Regions from separate parts of the Homo sapiens genome. Here regions 2 and 3 are each linked to region 1. Evidence: read pairs that join two places in POLR2A ChIA-PET (ENCODE). Cell type or tissue: B cell. All regions are shown on one strand. Links, peaks and the distances in the headings refer to the core of each region. The heading gives the core; the rest is flanking DNA.

Region 1 (7,479 bases), core at 798-5,797:
CAGTTCCTAAGAAAGTTCCAGCAGAGGCCCTTGATTGCCCTCTGGAAGGCTAATTAGTCCCAGAAACAGAGCGTCTGTGGGGCCTGCGGGACGGGGGAGCCCTCAGCCGGCACAAATGGCGGAACCGGCATGGGGCTGCCTTCTAATGGCTTTTTGAAGGTTGCTCTGCGTTTGATTGACAAATGCCATATGTCCCTAATGCGCTTCTCTGAGCTCTCTCTTGTTCACCTCTAAAACAGGTTCCTCTTTGCTTTGATTTCATATATACGATTTTACCAGTCCCTGTTCTTTAAAGGCAGGAAAGTCCTAACAGCTCATCCCCACACAAGGCCCCAACAGTCGCCAACTCCCGGCTCTAATGACTGCAGCCGAGTTCTCCAGCGCCTGCCGCTGCAGGGGACAACGGAGCGGGCCCGCCGGCCCCCCTCAGCCGCTCCCCACTCACCCCTCCCCACTCACCCCCTCCAAGGCTGCCGCTCCCCTGAGGGGGATGCTCTGAGCCACGGGGATGAAAGGCCTGGTGATTGCTGTCACGAAGGCCCCAGAAGCCCCAAAGGCGCAGGAGACGCAGGCGGCTAAAAGCACCCGATGGGATGCTGGCCTGGGCCTTAAATAGCCATGCTGTGTCAAGGGAATGTGCTGGGCGCCAAACCCAGGGGCCACCGGAGCCACCTGCACCGGGGTGCTGTCCCCAGGGACTGCAGCTCCCTGGAGGCCTCCCCGAAGCCCGTCAGCCACAGACTTCCTCATGTCCAGCCACCTCCTCGCTGCTGGAGCAGCTGCCCTTTCTTCTTTGTTCCGCTCGAAGCCGAAACAGAGCCCAGCTGTGGCCCTCAGCATCCCCTCGGCAACGTGACAGGTGTTATTAACTTGTGCCCTCTCCTTCCTCATCTTCGCCCCCTCCCCTCCCGCTGGCCTTCTCTTCTCCAGGCAATTCCGGAAATTTCTGATTGCTTTTATCAATCTTCTCTCCCAGAGACACATGGAAGCTGCATAGATCTTATTCCTTGCTTGGATCTGCTGGCTGGAAAGGCTTGACCGTGAGGACGGTCTTGCTCCTGAAGGGTAATTGGAGGTGCAGGAGAAATTAGAAGCCACTACAGCTTGTCACCGAGCATAAGCGACAAGCCCATTACCATGCTCGCTAATGACCGCCTGAATGTTCCCCTTCATTTTGTCAAAAATAACATCCTCATCCCCACGCAGCACTCCATCCAGCACCTGTCTGTCCCGCACCTCCTTCAGGCTGGTGTCTTCCTTTGCTGCCACCAACACAGCTTCTCTTGTTCCTCAGGGCCCCCCAACTTCTCTGTCATCCATCTGCTCCACCCCGTCCAGGAGCATCCCCGGACCACCGTTCGCTGCGCAGGACAGACGCCAGCCACCTTCTCTGTGTTCCCTTGGGAGGTAGCAGCGCTCTTGGGGCCCATAACGGGAGGAGCTGCCTAAAACATGAAGAGATCAAGAAGTCGTTTTGCCCCAGCACGCTTTTAGTACAAAGTGCTCCCTCAACATCCGCTGAGCAATGGGAGCCTCCTGGACATGAGTGCCAAGAGCTTGCGGGGGACCAGAGGGAGTGACACGGAGGGGCACCAGCAGTCACAGTCCACTGCCACCACGCGGGGGGGGGGTGCCCAGCGCTTTCCTCTGGTACTGGGGGAGACCTCCTTCCAAATCAGCTCTGGGGGTTTGCCTGCCCCCAGGGCATTTGGGCTGTTTCGGTGCCCATGAGTACTAAAGATCCCCGGCCCTGTGACACCAGCGGGATTCTCTGTGTTTTCTGCACAAAGGTTGCAGCTGTCGCTTCGCTCCACGGACCAGAGAGCGATGCATAGGGGCCTCCTCAGACCAATCAGGAGCTGCTCGTCACCTGGAGGGCCCCTGGGCGGTCCTCCTGCCTCACCACTGCCCTTCAAGGAGTCCTCCCTGGCGACTCATCTGTGTTCCCCAAGCTGCCTTGCACTGGGGCAGACAGAGCCACTCCCTCCCAAAAAGGCAGGCAGGAAAACCACAGCTCATAAATGGCCCCACAATGTCACTGAGGAAAGGGGAAACACTGCCTTCTCTCCTTAACAGTAAAATCAATCGATGCCCAGTAAGCTAAGGAGAAAACACACCCACAAGCGCGGGCAGCTGTTTTCCTGGAGGGTCTTCACCTTCCCACTGCTATGTGCTTTGCCTTCCAGGGGCCCAGCCCCACCCCAGCTCCGAGCTGGGCAAAGGCCCTGCCCTCACAGCTGGGGTCTGGGTGGACAAGGGATGTGACCTATGCCATATACACAGAACACGGCTTCTGACTGTTTTCTCTATTGAGGAAAAGGAGCAAGAGAACTGGGCCCCACATGGCAGGAGCCACCCAGGAGGGCTGGGAGGAGGCTCATCTTGAAGAAACGACAAGAGGAACCAGGCCAGGGCCAGGTGGGGGCAACCACCGTGTGAACCACTCTCTAAGGTGGGCAAAGCCATAGAGTCATGTGAGAGCCGCTGGGACAACCCTGCCTGAGATGAGGACAGTGACCCAAGAGGCCAGGTCAGAGTGACTCCAGCCCACTCTCTCCAGCCCTGCCAACCGGCAAAAGAGTGTGCGACTGTGATGAGAACGTGGAAAGGCAGGGAAGAGCACGTTTGGCAGCGGGAGAGGTGGACGGCAGGCAGGAGAGCCTGGGCAGCCCAGGTTGGGGCCACAGGGCTGGGAGTGAGGGGACATCACCAATCACCAGTGGGACGCCAACAGATTCCTCTAGCCACAGAGGGGGTGGACGCATTGCAGCAGAGCCCTTGGCTGGGGACACCCGCAGGGCGGCCCTTCCTTGACTCAGGAACGAGGCCAGAGGGTCCTAGGAGGGCAAGGGGAGGGTGACCCAGGACTTCCAGGGATGTGGGACTTTCAGGGCCAAAACGAGGGAAGTCCCAGGAAAGCTGGGACCAGTTGGTCCCCCTATCTAGAGGGAAAAGTCTCCGGAACTTTCGCTGTACTCCACTGAGCTTGCAGGGCCCACACCCTCCAAAACCCACACACCTACATCCCCACACCATGCAACCATGCAACACGGGGCAGGAGGCCTCCCAGGAAGAGACCCACAGGGCTGCTGGGGCTAAGACCGGCAGAGGACAGAGGCCACCCTTGAGCACAGCCCTGGGGACCTGAGACTGCAGGCAGCAGGGAGGCAGTGAGGATGCCCGGGCTCCCAGGGCTGGGGGGACTGCGGGCGCCTGGCTCCAGGGACAAGCCCTGGCCCAGCGTGTGTGTATGTGTACGTATGTGCACGTGTGTGCACATGAATGCGAGAGTGTGCGTGACTGTGACTGAGCTTAAGTGTATGTGTACGTGTGTGTGCATGACTGTGTGGAAGTATGTGTGACTGAGCGTGTGTATGAGTGTGTGTACGTGTGTGTGCATGGCTGTAAGTGTATATGTGTGTGCACGCACCTGTGTGTGTGAAAGTGTGTATGTGTGTGTGTGCGCGCGCGTGTACGTGTGTCTGAGTGTGCACGTGTGAGTGTGTGGTGAAGTGAGCAGGGAGAGGCCTGTGAGGACAGAGAACCAGGGGCCCTGGTATAAACTCTCATTGTCTAGTCATGGAGGAGTCATCTTCAGAGTCCCCGTGATGGCAGCAACACGAGGGCAGCACGCCCGCCCAGGCTGAATCGGCCCCTGCCGTCTAGGAAAGGGAGAACGGCTGCCGGCGCCGCGGGGCTGTTTCTGCGCACGCGCACTATGCTGGCCCCGCTTCCTGGTCGCCACACCGCCCTCTGGTTCGCACACAGCACCGGAGAAACCGGAGAAACCGGAGAAACCGGGAACGGCACATGGGGCACCTCCGTGCTATTTTTGCAACTTACTGTGAGTCTACAATCATTGCAAAATAAAATGTTTTAAAAAAGGTATTAGATGTATTTTTTCATAATAAAAACCTGGCCATGTTCTAGGTGACAAAAGCTCCAGCAAATTCCAAAAGAAACAGAAGAGCGGGGACGTCGTGTCCTACCTCAGGCTGTGGAGGTGCAGCCACTTGTGGCCAGGAGCCGGCCAGGGGCGGGAAGGGGGCAAACCGAAGGGACTCTGGAGGTGCGGGGTCCCTTCAGTTTCTCTTTACTCCTTTGTGTGAGACTGAAATATTTCAACACAATTTCCAAAAAAATCCATCTCAAATCCAATAGATTATGGAGAAAAATAATTGAACGTATAAAAGATCCAGAAATGTAAAATAAGGGGGCTTATGTGAGGAATTCCAGCAACTATTTTCCTGTGAAATTGATGTTCTCCAAGAAACAGAAGAAAACTCTATTCTAAAGGAAACTTGGGAGAAAATTGCTTCTGTGAAAAAGGAACCGGGCCAGGTGCAGTGGCTCAAGCCTGTAATCTCAGCACTTTGGGAGACTGAGGCAGGAGGATGGCTTGAGCCCAGGAAGGAGTTTGAGGCTGCAGTGAGCCATGACTGTGCCCACCCAATACCCACACCCCACTGCACTACAGCCTGAGTGACAGAGAGAGACCCTGTCTCTAAAAGTAGAAGAGAACAATTTGAGACTTTAAAATATTGTTTTATACCAAGATATGCACAAATATATAAATAAAAAATATTGTTTTTAGAAGTAAAACATTAATTACTCATTGGTTTTTCAGCTCAACAGAAGCCATGAACAGCATATTGGATATAACAGATAGCTAAACTAATGACTCTAGAAATTCTCTGAGCACCCAGAAGAAAAGATAAAGAGGCGAAAATAATAAATAACAAGACAAGAAAAAGGCAAGAACGCAAAATATCTGTTGGGTATTCCTGGAGATTCCAGAAGGCAAGCGTGAGCAGAGAAGTAATGATGGAAGAAATAAGAGATGAAAAGTGATCAAATATAGAAATTATATAAGCCATGTTGTGATAATAATGCAATAAAACTAAAATTCAATAGTACAAGGAAAAACAGGGAAAAATAAAACCTATTTCAAACTAAAAGAGCCTCCAAAAAAAATCATGAGTAGGAGAGGAAAAGAACACAGCCATTGTGGGTTTTTATAAAACAACAGTCATGGCATAGGAATGTTCTGAGAAGAAAACTGGTATTTTTTTTGTCTTGTTTTTGAGACAGGGTCTCACTCGGTCACCCAGGTTGGAGTGCAACGGTGCCATCACTGCTCACTGCAGCTTCCACTGCTTGGGCTTAAGCGATCCTCCCGTCCCATCCTCCTGAGCAGCTGGAACTACAGGCACACGCCGCCATGCTCAGCTAAGTTTTAAATTATTTGTGAAGATGGGGGTCTCACTATATTGCTCAGGCTGTTCTGGAATTCCTGGGCTCAAGTGATCCTCCTGCCTCAGCCTCCCAAAGAGCTGAGATTACAGACGTGAGCCACTGTTCCCTGGGGAAAACTGATAACTGGAATGTGTTTTACAAAATTCAACAGAAATGAAAATAAATGTTGTAATTAAGAAGCAGGATAGTAAAGAACAAACTAAACTAGAGGGAAGGAGAAGAAAGGGTAAGCTGAGAAATTCATGACTCAGAGCGAGTGGTATCAATGACACTGAGAGCGGGTTCTCTGCAACAGACAAGCCTCTGGCAAGGTTAATCAAGGAAGAGAGAGCGCAAACCCCAACCTCCACACACCTTCATGAGAAGAGGAAGAGCTGCAAGGAGAGGCCAGGCCGGCAGGGAGGGCTGTGGGCAACTCAGCAGGAGGGGCTTCTGGGAGGCTGAGCATGGACGAGGGAGCCCCGGGGAAAGGGCAGGGCAGGCTCTCATTTCCCAGGAACACCCGTCAGCCCCACCTTTGGGGACAGGGAGCAGCCTCATAAAAGGGAAACATGTTGCGTCCCTCTCCACACGAGCTCTTGGTGAGAAAAACCCGGCTGCTAGGCCCTGTGGGTGACAGCCGTGATATTCTTTCTGTGCTGGTGCAGACAGGCTCCCAGGACAGGGGTGGAGGGGACAGCAGGCCAGGGCACCCCCACCTAGGCCTGCTTGTGGCCTGTCCCCAGGCCATTCACCGGCCCCCACTCCCCAGCGTGGCTGTGCTGTGTGTGGAGAGAAGGCCACCATCAACCTAGGTGCTTACCTCAGAATGTGCCAGGAGCTTGAGAAGTCTTGAGGCTCTGATGGCCGGGATGAGACTTCGAGAGAAATACAGGACCGGCGGAAGAGGAGGCCGGGACAGAAGGTGGATGTGCACCGGCCTCCCACTCCTCGCTCACCCAGGGGTTCCCACCTTAGGAGTCACTAGTCATGCATCCTGGGATCCAATCTGCGCCTCCAGAATCCCGGGGCCCTCGGTCTGGGCAGGCCAGGACACAGCCACCTTGGAGCTGTCCAAAATGCCTCACTTTCTAGGTTTGTCCCACTGACTTAAGACAAAGGTGACAAAGCCTGTGGTTTCCTTCTCCAGGTGTGGACACCCTGTGAGTGGTGGGGGCACGCTCCCGTTCTTTGCTCAGCCCAGCCGGGGGCCTTGGGGAGCCTCACCCAGGTCCTCAGCCTCACCTTCAACCTCAGGCCAGCTCCCACGCCTCAGGATCGAAGGTGCAACCTCCAGAACAGAAACACACCCCAGGAAGCAGCTTCCGCTCCGAGGAGGTGCTCTGAGGAGTGTTGAAGGCCGTTTTCTCCACCCACACTTTTGTGAAGAGCAAAGTAGGATGATTTTCATGCATGAGGAGAGGCAAGGTCGCTGGTGGGGCAGGCTTTCCCGAGCAGGAGTGAGCTGGGCACGGGGGATCCTGAGCCCCTGTCCTGAGAAGCATCTCAAAGGGCGTGTCCATGGAGCAGCCTTTCATAGCAGGCCCTGAAGGTGGGCAAGGGCAGCAACCCCCGACGCTGGCCCTGTCATCTGCACAGCCACCCCCCCCTCCACCCAACGCTGGCCCTGTCATCTGCATGGTCCATGAGCTCCCATTGCAGAATCGAGGGAACCCTCTGCTGCCATCTGGGCCTGTCCTGCAGCCTGGGCCCTGTGGCAGCATCTCCTGGAAGCCTTTGGCTCTTGGTGCCAACATGGGCTCCCTGGCCTCTCCCAGTGCCCCACCCGCCCTCTCCGTCCTGTCCTTCTTGCCTCCTCTTTCCAGCCCGCCCCTTCCACGCTCTTGCTGGCAATCTGCTCCCACCCTCAGGTCTCCACTCACCCCGCACTCCCCACCTCTATGGAGATGACACCAACCCTCTCCACCTGCTGAGCCCAGACCCCTGCAATCAGCCGCTCCCTCACCGGTTCTCCTCGGACATCCTATAAGCACCACAGACTCAAAAAGCCCCTCTATCAGTGTCCTGTTGCTTCTGCAACAAATCACCACAAATTTGGTGACTTAAAACAACACAGGTGGACGAGCTTACAGTTCTGGTGGCTTCAAGTCAGGCACAGGCCTCCCGGGCTAGCATCACGGTGGGGCAGAGCTGCACTCCCCCCAGGGCTCTAGGGTACAGCCTGTTTCCTTGCCTTTCCTGGTTTCTTGGCCATGAACCTTCCTGTGGCCTCTCTGGCCCTCG
Region 2 (7,479 bases), core at 1,429-6,428, 1.9 Mb before region 1:
AGAAATATTTCTTTAGAAATCTCAAACTGAAGCAATAGCAGGAGGAAGGGACATTTGTTGAGCCTGGGAGTTGGGATCTTGTGTTCTAAGCAAGAATTTAAACCTTTCCTCCATGTTTGTGTCCTCCACTTCTCTGGCTTGGCGTCACATCTCCTAAGTGCTGGCAGTAAATCATACGGGATAGTGTCATAAAGGGTTCTCAAAGTGATTTTATAGTTTCATTAGAAAGAAACATTGGGATAGAAGAAAAATAACAAGTCTTCATATTTTCAGGAACATAAGGATCCAAATTTAGTTTAGGATCAAGAACAATTACAAGTCAGTATACAAGAGTAACGGCCCAGACAATACTTGTTGATGTTAAATGAATTATAATTTGTTAATTCATTTACAAATGACAGTAAATTGAAATCGTCAGTATTTGTTGATGTTAAATGAATTCAACATTTGTCAAATGAAATGAAACTTTAATTTGTTTAAGGGATGGACTTCTTTCTTTATAAGATCCCCGCAGTGTTTTCTGTGAAACCCTCCATCTTGGAGCAAAGGAGAAGGAGGAAGGATGAGAGGGTTACATTTAAACCACACAGCCAAACTTAAAGGGGCAGCAACAACCTCTGGTGCATGCCCAAATTCAGAGCAGAAATTGTTGCAGAAAACCAAATTGCTCTTCAAGACTTAAGAAGGGGAAGGGTCTGTGTAACCAGTAGGAATAGCAAAAGCCTACCACTCACTTTAAACAGGCCCACTGAGAAGCTCCTGTCTCATGTCCTGCACTCTTGGAAACAGAAGTTTCATAAGTTGCTTTTTCTTTTTAATTACATTTAGCAACTTCCCTGTCATTCTGATACGCATTCATGCCACAAGCACTGGTCAGATGTGTGCTGCGTGTGGGACACAGAGCTGCCCTTACGAAAGAGCTCACGGCCAGTGGAGAAACCAATGTGGAATCGAAGCCAGTGCAGTGTGGTCAGCACTAACATGGAGGGCAAAGTGGCCAGGAGAGGACCGAGAAGGAGGCCTCCCCGCTGAGGAAACAGGGGAGTTTCTAGAAGAGATGACACTGGGCTGGGTCTTCTAGGCAGGGAAGAGTGTTGCAAGCCAGGGGAATATCCTGACCCAGACCTGGGGTCACAAAACAAAGGGGGTTCCAGGACAAAAGGCCTGTGCTCCCCTGTGAACTGCTGGGAACCTATGGCATGGGTGATGACAAGCCACTCCCCCACAGGAAGGTGACATGATTGGATTTGTGCTTTAAAATGAAAACCTGCCTGCCATTGAGAGGGTGGGATGGAGGAAGTAGAGAGCTTGCTGTTTTACAGTAAGCCACACAGGAGAGATGAGGGCCTGGGTGGTAGCCAAGAGAACTGGGAGCTTGTGAGATACTTCGGAAGAAGAAATCAACAAGGCTTGCTCTCAGATGAGACACAGTAGGTGAGAGAAATGGGTCACTTTACATGAACAAGGTTTTTTTGAAAAAAGTAGATAAATTGATTAGTGACTAAGAACTAACTGCTTTGCAAAAAAAAAATTTGCAAAAAAAAATCATTTGTTAGAGTTCACCATTTTTAATCTTATAAAAGCAAGAGTAGTGATACGATTTGGCTGTGTCCCCACCCAAATCTCATCTTGGACTATAGCTCCCATAATCCCCACATGTTATGGGAGGGACCTGCCAGGAGGTAAATTAATTACAGGGGCCGTTGCCTCCATGCTGTTCTCCTGATAGTGAGTGAGTTCTCACAAGATCTGAGGGTTTTATTCTGGGCTTTTCCCCCGCTTCACCCTGCACTTCTCCTTGCCACCACCATGTGAAGAAGGGTGTGTTTCCTTCCCCTTCCACCATGATTGTAAGTTTCCTAAGGCCTGCCCAGCCCCTGTGGAACTGTGATTCAATTAAAGCTCTTTCCTTTATAATTACCCAGTCTTGGGAAGTTCTTTATAGCAGCATGAGAACAGATAAATACAAGTTGTATGTGGCCTGTGATATTGGGGTATTCAGTTCAGACAGGCTTCTTTGAAGAATCTTCTAAAATTTCAGGCAGAAGAAAAAGCAACCTAAATTTTTGCTATTCCTTCAGTTTCTTTAAACAATTTCAAAGCTAAGGACAATGACCTAAAATTGCTACAGTATAAGATTTTGGAAGAGAAGATACAGCTAAAGGACATATGGGGGCTGGTCTAGTTTGCAGTTAGGGAGTTCATTTAACCTTCAGCCTTGGCCTCACGGTCTGTCCCAAGGTGGGCATCCTCCTTCCTCTTTCACTGCTAGATATCAAGGGAGAGATTCTTGCCCTGTCTTGCAGTATCTTTGTCATTTTAAATGTTTATATCTGGCTTTTCCCTTCATAGTTAAGTTTCTTATCATGCACTGCCTATAATGCTTATAACAAAGAGGCCACAGCGTCCACAAGGAGAGCCACTGGAGGGCCACTAGGGAGCATGGGTTTTCCCATGGCCTCTTCAGCACCTGATGGGCTTGGGGAGGGGATGAGAAGAAGCACAGAGAGGAATAGAATTGGGCAAGGGCCATGAGCACTAAGAATGCTCCTGTACCCAGTCCCACCCTGCTCTCTGCTAACGCCCAAACTCAGAATTACCCCATAATGAGTTCTTTTCTTTTTAATCCTGATGAATTAAAAATAAGGGTTATTCCAGGGATCTAGAAGCAGGCAGAGACTCCTGGAGAAGGAGGAAATAATCTTCTTTTCCAAGGGTGGCTCGGAGATGTTTTTGGTCATTTATCATTTTGGTAAAGATTAGGGATGGGATTGTTCTAGACTCCTCTATGAGGTCTGTCTCCCCCCAGAGAGACACAGGCAACCCTGAGACGGAAACTTGGTGTCTCCCCCTAGCTGGTCCCAGGCACAGCAATTTGAAAGATTAGGATTAGTGCTTTGCTCCCTTGGGAAGCCAAAGAGACTACGGGAGAAAGAGTTTCATGGGCTGGTGGTTGTCCAAGACCAGGTCTGTTGCCAAAGGATGGAATGATCTTGGCATGGCATCAACAGGGACAGTCCCTGAGCAGGAGTCAGTTTCCTCTTGGTAGCCAGGGCCCCTCCTCGTTATTGCTAATCATTGTGGGTCACATCATGACCTGCCCCTTGCTCTTGCTAACTCATTGAGGCCACCATCCCCACACCAAGTCAGGGCCACATGCAGTGCTTGATTCTGTTTCCTGCTTGGCCACGAGGGCACCATCTCATGAGGGACTGATATCAGCAATGCTTTTCCACTGATGCGTAGCCACCCAGACTCAATGCAGGAACTGGCTAGCTCGTGGCATTAAGTATGTAGTGATTTGCGTAACAGAGAGGCAGTCACTGGTGACACCCTGACTTAGCAAACCCATCTTCACTTCTGATGGTTTGGGGCACAAGGTCAACCCAGCGACCCCCCGATTCCATGAATCAGTGAAGATTTCCCACATATTTAGAAAATCATTGTCCTGTTGTAGCATGACTTATTGATACATATCATATCTGCCGGAATATGACTGTAATATAACTTAAAGGCCTGAAATATCAATAAAGAGGGTTCCTTGGGTGGTTGCCCGAAATCCAGTTGTTGCTGATTGAAATAGAATCAGCCTGTGGTGCTTCAGAAAGATTGTTCCGGAATGAGAAAGATCCCCCAGGCTGTGACTTCATGAAATGAAGCAATATTTTGCCAGAGGCTTTCTCACTGGAGACACAGGCTGATTTCAGAGCAAGGCCATGCTCCATGGGGAACTGTTGCCAAATGACAGCTCAGGAATGTCTCTGCTCATCTCTCACTGCCAAGTTTCCAGAGGTACAGAGCCCTGGCGTTCCTTCTTGAGTTGACTCCAATTGTCAAGGCACTGGCAAGCCATGGGAGGTGCTCCTCAGCCCTCCACACACACAGCAACCATCCCGCAGAACTGGGTGAAATACCTTCCCTGAGCACCTCAGAAAAGTCTCGGGTCCCTGACTTACTGAGCTGGAGGTTGAAGTCACCTGCTCTCCCAACTCCTCTGAAGGAAACCGACTTGCATTTCCTAGATTTGGAATTATCTACTCACATCTGAGGTTCAACCTGGGTTCTCAGGCCAAAATTCTCACTTCATAGAAACGGCTAACCAAGCCTGAGAACTGCAGCCTTGCCCTCAGAATCACTCGTTCCTGCATCCTCAACCCATGGAACTGTTTTTCTTAAAATGCATTTAAAATTATAAAAGTGTTGTTCCTTTGGAAACTTTATTTCCATTGGGGCACAGAATTATGATATAATTTAAAGTAGAACGTATTTCTTTTGTTAGTTGTAAGAAATTTACTCAAAAGCAGTCTCTGCCTAACAGACAAATATGGGGAACATGAAACTGAAACAGTAGAGTTCCCCAATTCCCCTTGGCAGGACGCGCAACAGGGGTGTGGCTCGCCTACAGCTCAAAACCCTGGGGGGAGCATGCAGATGGGCAGGTGCAGAGGCCAGGGAAAGCCCTTTTGGGCTCTGGCCCCACGGCAGCATCTAGGAATGGGTGTCTGTGACTCCCCAAGCCCAAGTGGGTGTGTATTATAAAGCTCTTTCAGATTTGCCATCTGGGCTTGTGTCTTAATCAGCTCAATGGACCCTCTGCCTTATCGCAAGGGCAGGGGACCACTGAGACAACCTTCTATATTCTGAGCTCTTGCTGAGCGTCCTGAAAGAATCAAATCACATATGGGCTCAAAGGATGAATGAAAGGTTTTATTGAGTGGTAGAGGTGGCTCTCAGGGAGATGGATGGGGAGCCAGAACAGGGGATGGAGTGGGAAGGTGGTCTTCCCCTAGAGTCGGGCCGCCCAGCAGCCAGACTTTTCTAACTGCCCGCGGCCGAATTCCCCTTGGCATTCAGACATCCCTCCTCTTCTCTCTTTCTCTGCTGCGTTGTTCCACCGTTAACTGGTCTGCTGGTCCGCTGGTCCACTGGTCTGCTAATCCCAACATTTGGCTGATTGTGTGTGTGCCCGCTAAGGTCTCGGGTTTATATAGGGGCAAGATGTTGGGTGTGGCAGGCCAAAAGGCAAATTTTTGGGCACAAAATCAGAAATGGCTGTCCTCATTTAGGGTCGTGGGTCTTCAGGCTTGAGGTTGGGGCCTTTGTCGGGAACCGCCCTCTTCTACCCAGTATTTTCCTGTCTCCTGTCCGTAGCAAAATGAGAGGCAATCTGAAAGAAAACAGAGAATGAATTTATTCCTTCCATGAGCTTTTTAAAAAGATGAACCGACCACTCAGAGTCTTCATTAAATGTCTTACAATTGTTAATAATATCAAGTACACAGCCCTCATGAAGTGGCCAGAAGCAATCTCAGCACTCCACCTAGAGTAACTTGTGTAATACTCTATCAACCAGACCAATTGGGTAATAAGAACTATTATTACTGATATTTTACAGACAGGAAACTGAGGCACAGACAGGTTAAGTAACTCACCCATGAGCATGGCTGGTCCATGGCAGAGCTGGATGCGAACTTCTCAAGACAGAGGACACACTATGCTGTCCTGATCCCTAAAAGGGATAAATAACAAAAGAAGAGTCTATGATGAATTACTTTGTGACTTAGCAGAGGAAAAGCAGACAGCTCAAAACAGCCAAACAATGCCCCCTGGGGATGACCCCGTGGAACCCGTTGAGGTAAGGGCCACCTGACCATTCCACCTCTATGCCCAGATCCCAGAGCCCAGGCCACTGGCCTAGGTAGAGACAACAGGATTCCCACATTAGCCAAGCTAATGGCTCCCGCTGGCTCCTTCCTCAGAGCTGGTTTCCAGCAGCTCATCCTCCTTCCCAAGCATCTTTCTCTCGGTGGTTGGGAGAAACAGAACCTCTCCGAACCAATTCACTCTAAGGTGCAAACGACTAATAGCTTTGGGAAGACATTTGCCTATTCAATGAGGCATTTCTCAACTCAAAGGCTCTCTAATGGGTAGAAATACAGACAATGTGGCAGAGAGTAGAGAATTCAATGCCATGCAAGAGATACAGGTTTTTGGTTTTGTCTTTTGTTTTACTTTTACTTTTTTTCCTTCAGATAAAATTCACATATCAAAACATTGTGCAACCATCGCTGCTATCTAATTCCAGACCGTTTTTCTCACCCCAGAAAGAAACCCTATACCTATTAGCAGTCTGTCTGCACTGCCCCCATGCTCGAGCCCTTGGCAACCACTAGTCTGCCTTCTGTCTTCACAGATTTGCCTATTCTATTTATATTTCACATAAATGAAATCATATCACATGTGCCTTTTGTGTCCAGCTTTCTTCAGTTAGCATAATGGTTCAAGGTTCATCTATGTTGTGGCATGAATCAGTATTTCATCCCTTTTTACAACAGAATAACATTCCAATGTGTGGATAAACCACATTTTGCTTATCCACTCATTAGTTGATAGACATTTGTATTATTTCCACTTTGGCTATTATGAATAAGGCTGTCGTGAATATTCATGCACAAGAGTCTTTATGTGGACATATGTTCTTTTTTTTTTTTCTTTTTCTTTTTTTTGAGACAGAGTCTTGCTCTGTTGCCAGGCTGGAGTGCGGTGGCATGATCTCGGCTTACTGCAACCTCCACCTCCCGGGTAAAAGCAATTCTGCTGCCTCAGCTTCCTGAGTGGCTGGGACTACAGGCATGTGCCACCACACCCAGCTAATTTTTGTATTTTTAGTAGAGACGGGGTTTCACCATGCTGGCCACATGGTCTCGATCTCTTGACCTCATGATCCGCCCACCTCAGCCTCCCAAAGTGCTGGGATTACAGGCATGAGCCATCACGCCTGGCCAGACATACGTTCTTTATTATCTTGGGGTATACCAAGGGTAACTGCTGCTGGGTCATATGGTAATAGGAATAGTATCTAAATACAGGAAGTTTAGAAGAATCCAGTAAATCATAGGACCTAGGCGACTGCCTACTTGCGCTGTGTGACCTCAGGCAATCCAAGTAACCTCTCTGAATCTCAGGTTGGCTTTTTGCTTAGTGTTGTTGTTTTGTATGTTGAATGTCAATTAAAACGTTTGCCTTTCAGTGTCCTTGTGAAGATTAAAATGATGTAAGTAAAGGCATTTCTAAACTAGGCAGTGGGAGGCTCTTGAGCTCCTGTCATCAGAGACGCTGTCAGATGGGCCCCTATGGCAGGGTGGCCACTCGTGCAGGTGGGCCAGGGACACCACCCTGCAGCAAGAGCTCTGCCTGGTGATTCCTTCTCTTTCCCAGCTAGTGGCCCTGCTGGTAAATAATCTTGTGAGAGGCTTTAGCTGCAATCATGACTTAATGAGTTCATTCATGAGGTGACTGGGAAAAGAAATTATTCACATGGAAATTTCCAGTGCGGTTCAAAGCCAGAGTGGGTAATATTCTAGCTGCACACACTGTATGCACACGCACACTGCATGCACGCACACTGCATGCACACACACTGCACACTACACCTGCTGTATACACGGTGAGCACACACACACCGCATACACACTGCTC
Region 3 (7,479 bases), core at 1,429-6,428, 430 kb after region 1:
GGCTGACTCCTGGTACCATCATGTAACATGGCCTTGGCCAAAGCGCATGCACCCTTCGTTGTACGTTACCTTAGAATCTGTGAAATGCAGAGGGGAAAGCCTGTCACCTAGGAGTGCTAAGGGAACTCTATCACCACCACCAGCATAATCTGAGCCCCACCGCATGCCAGGCACGACCCCAGGCACTGGGCCACAAAGAGCCAGGCGTGCTCCCGCCTTCCCCTGAGCAGCTCCAGGCCCACCGGAGAGGAGGAAGGATGGGTGGACATGCAGGGGCCCCAGGAGGGAGCGACCAGCACAGCACCCAGCAGAGAAAGCAGAGCGGCAGGCGCAGGCGCTCCACCCTCTTCCAGCAAAAGAACAACACATCAAACACCCCGCTCCTCTTCCAGCTGTCCAGAGCCTTTTTCTGGCTTCCTATCCATCTCTCGCTCCACCTACTGCAAACTGCCGCCTTCCCGACCACTCCTCTGAAGGTCACCAGTGACGAAATGACCACAATGTCAGCCCCCAGGCTTACTGGGCATTCCTCAGTGCTCACCTCAGTTGTGCATGTCTTCCTGCCCCCTGTGGAACTCTCCTCAGCTTTTCCATCGCCCTTTCTGGCTCTCTGGGTGGCTCCTCTTCATCCCTAAAGGTTGGTGCCCCCTAGAACGCCCAGGCACCTCTCCTCACCAGGCACGTGCTCCGCAGGGCAGTGTCATTGGCCTCTCAGCTGGCACCTCAGGCTGCGGCCCTTGTGCCCGCCTCAACTGCACATCCCTCTTTTCCTTCTGCTCCAGCATCTCCATCGAGCTGTCTGGAAACCATCTCAACCCAACACGTCCAAATCCAAAACCACAGCCTGGCACCAAGTACATGAGATGATCCAAAAGCAGGAACACCTTCAAAAAATCCAGCACTGTATGATTCCTTCCCATAGAGTCAGGTCAAGAACCTTGCGCTTGCAAGGTTCTTCTGTCCAGCCTTGAGGAAATAAAGGTGGCATCGGGGCTGCCACTGGTCATTTCAACCACGGGCAATGGAAATGCTACATTTAACAACTGTCCTATGGCACAAGAGGCTCAGGCCGGGCATCTGAAAGACTGGAGAAATAGCTGCGATAGCTCCTCTCCAAACTGATTTTACTGCATATTCATCTACAGCTCCATTAAAACCAATTTTTGAAAATGTTCCATTATTTTGAATTCCCTTGTACTGCTGTTCATCCCTACAATAAACGGCAGCACCCCCATGTGGGTGGTTGGTCTGCTGTCTCTGGGATTAAATTTCTCTGGAAGGTAAGCCTTATGAAAGTAGGGACTAGGTTTTGTCACTGTGGTATCCCCAGCCCCTAGAACACTCTGCCACACAGCAGGCACTGAATAGATACCCAGCAACTGAGTAGACGGCAGCAGCTATTTGATGAATAAAGGAAGTATATACACAAAGGGGCATGGTATCTGGCAGCTGCTGGCAATCAACTCAGGCCTCCCACCCACCCAACCCTGACTCACCACTCTCCTTTCCCAGGGTCTTGGGGTATGGAAGGCATCCCTCCAAATGCCTCTTCTACCAGGTTGGTGTCTGAGGCTCTCAAAGACCTCAAAGCACATGAGGCTGGGCCTGCCCCTCACTGAGCCCACTCACTCAGAGGCCCCAGGCTCTGGCTTCTGCTCCTACGCCCACCCCAGGGCTTAGCAGAGCCCACCATCTCACCACTTGTCTGCTTCCCCCAGCCCCACACACTAGCCTGCGCCCACAGCTGCATGACGAACTTCTCCACTCTGTCCTTGTAATATGGCAAAAAGGATAACTATTCTCTATGCCTGGAAGAGGAGGAAATGGCTTGATTCTTCTCCAACAGAGAGAAGCTCATGAGCATTCTGACAGTTATTTTATTAGGGCTTTCTCAGCTGCTTCAGAATGTTCTCATTGCTGAAAATCTTACCACTAGATGAATGATACATTACTACTGAAATTCCCTGAAAGAAATAACACAAGTAGACAGGTGTTAGCTTTCTAGGCAAAAGATACCTTTCATCATAATGACAGAGATTTAAACGTGGCTGCTAAGACATGAAGATGCCCAGTCCCTTCATAAGTTTAAAAAAAAAAAAAAAAAGTAAAGGTCCAGTCTTACAGACACATGGCAAAAGCCTAAAAAGCAGGTTACAGATTTTGTTGTTTTTTTCTTCCTGTGGGCTCTTAAAAATAAACTGCCCACTGATTTGCTTGAGATGGGTTAGGCACAGTCAGCTTTAACTTGAAAAACTGGAAATCCATGATAACCCTGATAGTGATACATTACCATAAACAATAAAGCAAGATGAAATATTATGAAATAGGAAACAAGAGACAGCAAAGACTTCATTTAATTCTAAGCTAAAAACAGAATTACAGGGGTATGCCACTTGGAAACAGTCTCAGCCTCAAATTAGAGAGAAAGCAGATGAGGAGCACACACGCTGAAAACCCAGACAACAGGCATGAGCAGAGCAGCGCCGAGCTTTCCCACCGCAAACAGGCATGAGCAGAGCAGTGCCGAGCTTTCCCACCGCGCAGGAACCCCAGCAGGACCGCTTACGTGAAATTTAACTTACACCCCTTGTCTAAGACAAGGTTATGAGCTAAACTGAATTTTTTTTTAAAAAGCTGTGAGATGTAGTTTTATTGGCAATTAGAAGAGAGGAATAGTTGGGGACATAAAGAGAAACTTCCCAGTACTGTACTTTACCCATAAGGCACAGTAATAATAAGGAAGAGAAGGAAGGGCGCAGAGGGTCTCGGGAGCCCTCCCACACCTGAGGAGGCCTGGGCAGCCTGGGGAGGGAGGGAAAGAAGGTGTCCGCTGAGTGCTTTCCACAACCTCCTAACACCACTGAATCTGGCTCCAAAATGACCGTGTGGCTACAAAGACAGAAATAATCAAGACTCTATGTCATGAAATAACCTCACTGAAGAACTGGAGGAGTTTTCTGCCTTACATCTGTTCTTTTAACTATGCATTACCGTCTTGATGATTTTTAGATATGCTAATTTTGGTGTTTGGTTGACAACTTTTAGCACCATAGTACTTCAATCTGGGTACATAATGAATATTATATTTTGTTGGTTTCTTACTCTAAAATTATCTCTCATCCGGCTGCCTGGATTTCCCCTTCTCTCCTACCTTCCGGCCTCCCTTCCCTTATTCTCTCTTCCCACTTCCTCGGACTCATGGATTTCTGGACTCGTAAACCCCAGCGAATCTGAGACACCGTCCAGTCTGTGCACCAACTCTCTTTCATCCAACACAAATGACCTAACAGCCACCGTGTGCTGCCTTACTCCTTCCCAGGCCCTGCAGCAGCCTCCGCCTCCTGAACCAGCCAAGCCAAGCAGGCTTTCCTCTAAATGGCTGCTGACTAGTTCACGGCCACCCTGGGTAACTATGCAATGACCCAGACGGTGGTAGGGAGCAACGACCCAGATAATGGTAGGGAGTTTCCCTGAAGAACAAATGTAAATTAATGTCTGGTGATGTGATCAGAAAATCCCAATGCCACCCTCCAGCCCTTGTAGCCCAAATTCTTGCCTCTTCTATGTCTGATAATGACTACAGAGCCAAAATACACTAAAAGCTCCTGAATTATAAGAATGTGGGCCAGGTGCAGAAGGGCTTCACGCCTGTAATCCCAGACTTTGGGAGACCAAGGTGAGTGGATCACTTGAGCTCAGGAATTCAAGACCAGCCTGGGCAACATGGCAAAACCCCCGTCTCTACAAAAAAATAACAAAAATTAGCCAGGTGTGGTGGTGCGTGCCTTAACTCCAGCTACTTGGGAGGCTGAGGTGGGAGTCACTTGAGCCCAGGAGAGAGAGGTTGCCATCAGTGAACCAAGATCGCACCACTGCACTCCAGCCTGGGTGATGATGTGAAATTGTCTCAAAAAAAAAAAAAAAAAAAAAAAAAAGAATGTGCCAGGCTCCATGGTTCATGTGAATGACTACGCCCAGACTCCCAGGCCTCCCAGGCCAAGGCAGGAGGATTGCTTGAGCCGCCCAGAATGTAAAGAGACCAGCCTGGGCAACACAGCAAGACCCCCATCTCTACAAAGAATTTAAAAATTAGCTGGGCATTGTAGCATGCGCCTGTGGTCCCAGCTACTCAGGAGGCTGCGGTGGGAGGATTGCTTGGGCCCAGGAATTCAAGGTTGCAGTGAGCTATGATCATGCCACAGCACTCTAGGCTGAGCGACAGAGCAAGACTCTGTCTCCAAAAAAAGAAAAGAAAAAAAAAAGAATGCAATTTTACATGTCTTAGCAATAACAAAAAAGAAGTCTTTTTTTTTAAATGTTACCACTTGCTCTTCAGTGGCCCTACTGACAGACAGAAAGGTGGGCTTCCAGGCCACTCCAGAGCCTGATGGCATCTGAGTTCCTGGGGGCAGGGGTTACTTCCCTAGGTGATTCTGAAGCACAACTGGGTTTGAAAACCACTAGTTTAGTGGAAAGAATGTAGGCTTTAGCACCAGAAAAACCAGGGTATTGAACAAATTTCTAAATTCTACCAGTTTCCTTGTCTATAAAATAGAGATAATGATGATGCTTTTGCAAGACTGTTGAAAGGATTGCAGATAATACGTGCAATGTGCCTTGGCACACATACTAGGAGTGCATTAATGGTAGTCATTATTACTATTACTATTGCTTTTTATTATAGCACTGTTATTTATGGCTCTTCTAAGTCTTTCTCTAAACCTCCATTTCTTTATTTGAGAGGCAAGAATGAGAAGCAGCATATCCATAAGAGTTTTGCCAGTCACTCCTGACTAGAACGACAGGCTGATTTCATGTTTCCCCAAGTATCAGTCCTATGCAGCCCACCCTTTTTGAAAAACCATGCAAGGCCGGGCCCAGTGGTTCAACACCTATAATCCTAGCTCTTCGGGAAGCTGAGGCAGGAGAACTGCTTGAGGCCAGGAGTCCAAGACCAGCCCGGGCAACACAGTGAGACCCCATCTCTGCAAAAATTTTGAAAAGTAGGCAGGCATGGTGGCATGTGCCTGTAGGCCCAGATACTCACGAGGCTGAGCTGGGAGGATTGCTTAAGCCCAGAAAGTCGAGCCATGACCTCACCGCTGCCCACTAGCCTGGGCAACAGAGTAAGACCCTGTCTCAAAGAAAAGGAAAAAAAATCCCACAATGCTCAGCTGCTGACTCACGGACACCCTGACATTTCTGCTGCCTCCTCTGCACCCAGCTGGCTGCTCTCCTTCACTGTGTGCACCAGGAGGACCACTCTCCACTTGGCCATCCTGACCTTAATGACACACCTGCCTTGCTTCTTCTCCAATCACAGAATTCCCTTTTGCCTTCTCAGGTGCCAGCCATGCCTCATGCCCCCACCCCGGTATTAATCTGATATTAGGGCTGTGCTGGCTGCTGCATCTTCCCAGGTAGGCATAAAGATGCTGTCATCACTGGATTAGCGCTCCTTATGCCTGCCATGCGAACTGCAGTCCACGAAAGCCCCCACATTCTACAAGACTGTGATAAGATACTTCCCCCAATTTTTTTTTCATTGTCCTCATTTAAAAAGAAACAAGTCATCCTCGGATAAAAGGATAATTCTGCTTCCCCCATAGTCTATCGTATCCATTAAGCACATTCCCTACACAGACATCCTAAGGACTAAACCTATTTTACACCCACGGAAAGAGCCAGGTATCTATGACAGCTCCCACAGCGCCTGTAACGGATGCTCTGACCCACGATATTTCATAAACCCTAATGTACACAGGAAAAGCTCAGCTTTGAAAGCTATACAAAAGCACTCATAAATTTCAGACTGCCCTAAGCACCCCTCCTTTTGCTAAGACACTAGCTGGAGTACCACTTCAGACCCATTATTCTTATAACGACAACCTTCCTTATGCATCTCGTCCTATCAGCCTACTCAAGCACCATGACTATTATTTATACTGAATTTTACACTAACTGCAAGTATGTTTATTAACAAGGCAAAGATAAATGTTCTTTAAAACTAGCTTTGTCTAATAAAAATCCAAAAATGTGCTATTAATTACTTTTATTCATCATTACACTATGATGAGTCTCACTATGTTGCCCAGGCTGGTCTTGGACTCCTGGCCTCAAGCACTTCTCCTACCTCAGCTTCCCAAAGAGCTAGGATTACAGGTGTTGAACCACTGGGTCCGGCCTTGCATGGTTTTTTAAAAAGGGGGGGCTGCATAGGACTGATACTTGGGGAAACATGAAATCAGCTTGTCATTCTAGTCAGGAGTGATTGGCAAAACTCTTATGGATATGCTGCTTCTCATTCTTGCCTCTCAAATAAAGAAATGTAGGTTTAGAGAAAGACTTAGAAGAGCCATAAATAACAGTGCTATAATAAAAATACTCAGCTATTACAAAGCTAATAACTCTCATATGAGTAAAGTTCTAAGTATCAATTCATTTCAAAATTCCAGATACAGGTCATACATTCATCTCTCCTTTTTTTTAAAGATTTCTGCTTTTGAAAGACTCATCTAAATTGTCCACTATGTCAAAAGTATTTAATTCCTAGCATTAGGAAATAAACAAAAATTCAAAGATTTCAAAAATATAGTTTGGAAAGGAAGAGAAAGAGGAGAGTCAAAACGAATTAGCAATGCCCATAATAACAATGTCCTTTTTTAAAAGGACACGGTTCCAGAATTCCTACATTTATCTCTCTATCTCCATCTGTCAGTTGCTCTTCGGATCCTGCACATCAGCACATTGTGAACAGACGGTGGGTATTTTCACCCTGGACCAGGTAGAAAGCTTGCCTGCCTGTACACGCTGACTGCCTCCCTGTGTTATCTGTCCGTGTTCCGTTTGAATCCAATTTCCTTGCATTACCTCTGCCCAGGTCAGGGATGAATGGCCGTCAAATTCCCAGTGGAATAAAAAGAAAAACCCTTTTCTTCCTGAGGCAGCAAGTTTCAATTCACAGAGCACATGGCTAATCTACATATGTGAAGGTCACGGCACTTCAGTCAAAGAGGTTAAGAATGGAACAGCTCACGTAAGGGGTTGTCTTAAACATCTTGGCATGATGCCCAACAAGTGAGACTGTTGAAAAGCAATAGATAGCTCTGGCAGCAGCAAGGGGAAAAATATTTTGATCATGTGATGCCATACACATTACCTCGTTTATTTCATGTGTGAAAGTTTGAGAGTCCCTGAAAAATACCACATATGCAAATCAAATCCAGATTTCAGCTTTACCAGTTTAGCCATGCTAGTACACCTTCCTCTTCATAAAATACATTTATATGGAATTTGTGGATGCACCAAGAATAAAACTTCAACATATTGACAGCCAGCTGGCTCAAATATCTTAACAGCTGATTACAACTTCTTTGCATTAGTTTTTCCATGAAGCATGAAACTACTTAGACTGGGAAAGGGTATTTAGACTAAAAAAGCATATTCTTTTAAGTTATCCAAATATAACTGTCTTAAATA

The links. Peaks named below come from ENCODE experiments on the same cell type or tissue, not always from the same donor. Only the 100,000 strongest peaks of a DNase experiment are listed, where the experiment ranks them.
Region 2: POLR2A ChIA-PET joins it to region 1 with 5 read pairs; 1 of 35 experiments calls an interaction of 5 or more read pairs at or near these places.
Region 3: POLR2A ChIA-PET joins it to region 1 with 5 read pairs; 3 of 35 experiments call an interaction of 5 or more read pairs at or near these places.

The regions. Positions count from the first base shown.
Region 1 is chr6:157,217,632-157,225,110 of GRCh38, reverse strand. It overlaps LOC124901445 (a long non-coding RNA gene), which reads left to right and starts at 3,764. Exons shown (of 2, transcript XR_007059830.1): 1 at 3,764-3,844; 2 at 4,628-4,958. In B cell, for the core only: no CTCF peak of the experiment used is centred there; DNase peaks (open chromatin) are centred at 1,320, 1,890, 2,380, 3,690 and 1 weaker place; H3K4me3 peaks cover 2,651 bases; H3K27ac peaks cover 1,764 bases; H3K27me3 peaks cover 410 bases.
Region 2 is chr6:159,113,462-159,120,940 of GRCh38, reverse strand. The region is part of intron 1 of LOC112267968; the gene reads left to right. It overlaps LOC124901449, which reads right to left. Exons shown (of 5, transcript XR_007059837.1): 4 at 5,433-5,509; 5 at 4,682-5,167. Among named protein-coding and RNA genes, the nearest start is that of FNDC1, 52 kb to the left of the region's middle. RefSeq lists a silencer at 3,643-3,850 and an enhancer at 4,272-4,341. In B cell, for the core only: no CTCF peak of the experiment used is centred there; DNase peaks (open chromatin) are centred at 1,801, 3,230, 4,410, 6,212 and 1 weaker place; H3K4me3 peaks cover 2,095 bases; H3K27ac peaks cover 4,913 bases.
Region 3 is chr6:156,791,027-156,798,505 of GRCh38, reverse strand. All of the region lies in intron 1 of ARID1B (AT-rich interaction domain 1B), which reads right to left. Among named protein-coding and RNA genes, the nearest start is that of MIR4466, 15 kb to the right of the region's middle. In B cell, for the core only: no CTCF peak of the experiment used is centred there; a DNase peak (open chromatin) is centred at 3,445; H3K4me3 peaks cover 672 bases; H3K27ac peaks cover 3,028 bases.